2 separate regions of the Homo sapiens genome follow, and region 2 is linked to region 1. Evidence: chromatin loops called from intact Hi-C (ENCODE). Cell type or tissue: IMR-90. All regions are shown on one strand. Each heading gives the region's core, and the rest is flanking DNA. Links, peaks and the distances in the headings are about the cores only. Region 1 overlaps MEF2C (myocyte enhancer factor 2C). Region 2 overlaps MEF2C-AS1 (MEF2C antisense RNA 1).

Evidence for each region. Peaks named below come from ENCODE experiments on the same cell type or tissue, not always from the same donor. Only the 100,000 strongest peaks of a DNase experiment are listed, where the experiment ranks them.
Region 2: a loop joins it to region 1, with 1.9 times the contacts of the local background. A loop is called at or near these places in 2 of 110 quality-filtered maps.

Annotation. Positions count from the first base shown.
Region 1 is chr5:88,784,406-88,787,225 of GRCh38, forward strand. The region is part of intron 3 of MEF2C (myocyte enhancer factor 2C); the gene reads right to left. Among named protein-coding and RNA genes, the nearest start is that of GSCAR, 89 kb to the left of the region's middle. In IMR-90, for the core only: no CTCF peak of the experiment used is centred there; DNase peaks (open chromatin) are centred at 1,136 and 1,596; H3K4me3 peaks cover 317 bases.
Region 2 is chr5:88,941,543-88,944,362 of GRCh38, forward strand. All of the region lies in intron 2 of MEF2C-AS1 (MEF2C antisense RNA 1), which reads left to right. Among named protein-coding and RNA genes, the nearest start is that of MEF2C-AS1, 60 kb to the left of the region's middle. In IMR-90, for the core only: no CTCF peak of the experiment used is centred there; a DNase peak (open chromatin) is centred at 1,179; H3K4me3 peaks cover 252 bases; H3K27ac peaks cover 1,374 bases.

The DNA of each region.
Region 1 (2,820 bases), core at 191-2,690:
TGATAAATTATGTATAACATATAACTGTTTAAGATAAAATGCTACTAAAATAACTATATTATTTCATGTTTATAAATGTTACAGAATCTATTATATGTAGTAATTCACGTAGTACTCTTTCTGTATGATAGCCTAGCATAGTTACCATAGCTCATATCACTATTACATCTAAAAATATTTTTTATTTCAGCAGTTAAAAAGAACCAATATTTTCCATATTACAGACTTTGCTGAAGAGTCAGAAATGAATAATATAATATCAAAGGTAATAATTTCCCAAACTGAATTTATCCTGCATGGTACAAATGACTCAACAATGAAAATTTTGTTTAAAAAGTATTCATGTAAAAGGCTTTGTCCCTGGAATACAGCTCTAAGTGGCTCACTATCTAGGTTGAAAATGGTTTCGCAGGGTTGTATGTCCTATTTTTCCATGCCTGCAGTAAAGATACAATATGGGAATTCAGCTTGGTAATTACTAATACACCACACAGACACAATTACACCCTGTATGCTGCATAAAGGAATCACTTGTGGTCTGCATCCATTACAAAGAGCAGTAGGGGGCCAACATGCAAGACGACAAAATGCTTTACAAGACGGAAGGAGACCAGAAGAGTCGATGTACACAGATACAAGGACCTTGATTCTTCTAGCAATGATTTAAGCCTCTTTCCATCAATTATCGTCTTTTGTCTCAAGAGTCTTATCACCAGCAGCATTACAGGAACTGAACATAACAATGCTCAGACTCGTATAACCCTATGAACTGTGCTGACATTTCCACACCCTGTTGCTATGTTTGACCTGGTTTACAGATTACTTAAGCAAAACAAAATAGAAAAAAAAAGCATTCCCATTGCAAAACTGGCATACACACACACACACACACACACACACACACACACACACACGTATTTTTTTATGACTTACTCAGAATTCCATTTGTTGAAACTAAAAGCCATCCTACTCCAGAAATGCTATTTTTCAAAGTAGTTTCTACATCATTTTAAAGATTAAAAGTAAAAATCTGCTTGAGTGAAAATAATAATTTTAAGAAAGAGACTAAATGTTGGCATGTTAAGGGGATACAGACTGAACAAGAGAATTTCATGTCTCAGGGAGCTAAACTAAAATGAGTCAGCTGCTCTCTTAAGGTACAATGAGTCACAGGAATAATTTTCTTGCTGTGAAACTCCTTAAAGTTTTGAGTTTAATTGCAAGCAGTAAGTGGTTTTTATTATAACAGAGTTTCCTCTGTTAATTATTACACGACGTACATTATTTTACAATACTTTCATTTAAGATTCTCTTTTAAAATACATCTTACAAATATGAATTTTTAAGACCTTAGGAAAGTTAGTTATTTATGGCAGTTTGTCAGGTTCCCTGAAACAAAGCCTTGTCTTTCAGAAAATGTTTACAACCTATGAGGAAAAAAAAAAAAGTATCCTGGGGCTAAAATGTTTATTGGCACCTAGAAGTCTGAAGAGAGAGTCGGGCCTGTGGTTTTTTGAGGGCACTTTATCATCGCCCGCATTCTCAAAGGTTTCTCTGAATGAATAGAACTGGATTACTCAGCCTTCTATTCCACGCCTATTCCTCTCCATTTTCCTTGGCACGACTGAGAGCCAGGCTATTTTTAGTTAAGCAGTTTTCTATTTTTAGACAACTACCAGTTAGAAGACATTTGTTAGGGAAAAATTAAAAAAAAAGCACACACACACAAAGGGAGGAGGGAAAGAAGCTTCCTCCACATATTGTGAAGCAGCCTTCAACCTGTAACTCCAGGCATTTCAGCTGCTTTCAATCTTGGAAAAATAAAGAAAAATTCAGAGTTCAGGGTTTTAAAAATAAACCTACCCTCTGGCAAACAGACCAAAATACAACAAGCTGTTACTATGTGAAACAGTGACTACAAAAACAAAGAACATTCTCCAATGATTAAACTGCGAGAAAAGTTGAAGAACTGATTAGGTTGTAAGAATGTTGCACAGGCATGTAACAATTTTCCAGCCTCTCAGCCAGATGTATCATGTTTTAGAATTTAGAGAGGGGAAAAAAAAATCTCATCTGTAAAGTTAAACTAACGATGTGGGATGCAACTTTAAGGTTGAACCTTTTATTAAGCTTAAAGGCAATGAAATTCACTGCATTTTTCTAACATTTGTGTTCTATGGAATTTCTCTAGAAATTATAACCATCTGTTTATAGAAAAACCATACATTAAAAAATCCAGTGCTAACAGAAAACAAAAAATAAAGGCTGCTACATATACATACTACATATATGTGTGTATATATATACATATATGCATTTAATGTCCATATATCACTACATTTATTAGTCTCACTTTTAGTTTAAATGGGAAAAATGGTTCTCAGATTGGCTTAGCATATCAAATTATTCTACTTATTCAAGGCCATGCCTTCATCTGAAATCTACAGTAAGATTTTTCAGGTGCTCACAGTTGTAACTGCTTTCCTTCTCCTCTGTTAGCCCACTGTACTTTGTCTATATCTTATTATGGTTCAGATAATTGGGTATCATAATCACAGATGCATCACCAGTAACTGGCAGAATGCTTAGCAAATGATCTTCATGTCCATCAATATCTACTGAATGAGAGAACAAATACTGTGTATATTCTGTCCACCATGGACTGCTACTGGCCCTGGAGGGCCGTGAACACCATACTTTGCACATACACTTAATAAATACTTGTGGAAAAGAAAAAAAAAATCAATTCGTTGACCTTTGTTAGATCTTCTTAATTTATGTAAAATGCTACAGTTATTTATATAATCATTCAATATTTAC
Region 2 (2,820 bases), core at 12-2,511, 160 kb after region 1:
TAATACACGGAAAAATAATTTAGTGTGTAAATAATATTTTATAGTAAATGCTTCATTTTATTCCTTCCATATAACAACTGTCTTCTGTAATGAAAATACTTACTTGTTTGTTTAGTGTCTAAAGGTTGAGAAGGGAACTAGAATTGGCCTAAGGAGGCCCTCAGCCACCCATCATGTGACAGTATGGCCAGGAGGACTTACTCTCTGCTCTCCTCCTCTTGACATGCCTCAAACACACCAATCATTTGCACTTGGGAAATCAACCCTCACTAGCAAATTACTCCTGCCAACAAAATAACCCAATCAGCATGCAAAACTGGTAGCGAGCTGGGAGAGGGCGATGAGAGTGGTGTTCACATGGCTCCCTCTGTTTCCCTTTCCCCAGGTCTGGGCACACACTGTCAGTCAGTGGCCCCTGACTCAGAAAGAGGTTTGATTTAAACCATTTCATTTTCTGCTCTCAGACTGGGAATTTATTTAATATGAATGTCATCATTATAACAAAACTCAACTGTATTCTAGCAAAAATTTGGCTGATCTATGAAGAATATTGGAAGGAGAATCTGTGAACCCAAAAATACTAGACCACTGCTTATTCAGTTCTGCAATTTTGTCACTTTAATGGACTCTTCAGAGTGCCAAATCACTAGTCCTACTGACTATACAAAAATTGGCCATCAACATGCCTGCCTCCAACAAATTGTTGCTGTTACTTCATGTTATCCACTTTGGGCTTAGAGACTGAAGGCCAAAAAGCATCCAATTTTTATGGTAAAAAAGTGCATCAGGAGGGCAACTACATACAAAGTTACCCTCCCAGTTTGACCCTGTCCTTAAGTTTTTATTGCCTGAACTGGCACCAAAGAAACTCCTTGAAAATAACACATTCCTTGTCCATTCAGTGGTTAATGATGCTTAAAAAAAATCACAGTTTGTGACTGTGACCTAAATTATGCCAGAAGCTGTAAAACCATGGTTTCTTTAAATTCAAATATGACCCACATGCTTTAAAACCACTACACTGACCCTATAGTACTGTTGCTGAGTGTGCGTGTCCTCACATAAACACAGACACACACACACACACACACACACACACACACACACACTCCCCACTTGGCATTAAATGACTCGATAAAAGAAATGGTATTTTTCAGACTTCCATGTTAAAAAAAAGGCTCATGAAAGAGATGTAAGTGAGCTTTAAGCCAAACATTTGTTTGGCTTTGCTGCAGCAGGCTGCAGGAATGTAAACTTTTTTTTTTTTTTCAATGACTTCAGCTCCTAATTTGAAAGCTAGGATTTTTAGGAGTGAGCAAGAGACTATATTTGGCCAAAAAATTCTGCTGGCTTTACTTAGCCAATCTGCACATTCAAAACAATACTTCTTTATCAAAAAAACAATAGTCTGTTTTATTCACAGCACATGTAGAAGTTGGAACATCGACTAAATTCCACTTTCTTCTCTTGCAGTGTGTCTGTAACCAGCTAATGAGCTGCAACAGAGCCTGGCCTTCATTTTCAGCAAATTAAGTTCATCCCTCATAGGAATTGTGGTCTGGCTGTGGCACCGCTCCTAGGTATGGGTGGGATTTGTTTCTTCTAGCAGTTGTAGGTTAGCCACATGGGTACGTGCTGTCGCACCACACAACAAAATTTTCTCTATAATAACCAGTCTAAGTAGGCTTTTACCCCACAAAAGTAGATCCCATTTAATTTACTTTGTGTTTATAGCACTCCCTCTCAAACCGCACCATTGGCACAGACTAATATTTATACAACTTTTTATTTTAAACTATTTATTTGGAGTTGAGACTTCAGTAGCACTCCCTGTCAGATTCATTGAACAAGCTTAAATTCAGGATACTGAAAATGTAAATTGGGAAGAGGGATGTATGTTCTTGGGATTCTTTTCTCCCGTGCATGGACACCCAAACAACTCTCACTGTAGTAAAGGGAGGTTACACATGTGTTGATAACATTTGTATTACTGCTGGTAGGAAATTGAACATTGATGGGTGGTTTTAAAAGCCTGCTTTTGCCTATTGTGTTTCCACATTTCTTTGCCAATATAGTTGGTCAAATTAGTTATGCAAAATGCATCTAAAAACTTCTAATCCAAAAGTGTCAATGTTGTTAAAGATTTCTTTTCATACACAAAGAAATATTACATTGCTCCATTATTTTAATGGAAGTCGTTAGTCAAATACGCTTTTGCCACAGAAAGAAAAGGGAAAAAATTCTTAATTTTGTATCTGACCTCTGCTTTGGGGCCTTACTTTAAGTTACATTTTTCTTAAATAAAGCTTTTCTGTTTTTTAAAGTGAATGACGGGATGTTAACTTTAAATAGACATTTAACCACATAAAGTATAGTGGCAGATGGTTCATTTTTCTACTCAGGGTAGACACTTTATTCAGGTAATGATATTTAATCCTCATTTTCTATGAAATCTGCATGTTGTTCTTAAATCTGATACTATTTTGTGATTTAAAATGAGTGTTGGGTTAACTTTGTTTACAAGTGAAGTATTTATCCCTTTGATTCTCTTTTACTTTCTTCTTTTGGTAAACACCTATCCGTTTCTAAGACCCACTTATATGTTATCTCATCAAGGAAAATTTTCCCATCCTCCCAAAGGAGAACAGAACTCCACTGTAGTGGAATAAGTTTTTTGAGGTATGAACCAATGCTTCTGTCCTCCTAATATTCTTACAACCTCTAACCCGCCTCTGCATTCAGGAAACCAGAATACATTAGGGAGGAGACAGCAAAGGAAAACAAAAGACAATAAAGGAATCGATGTATTTGTTTTGTAAC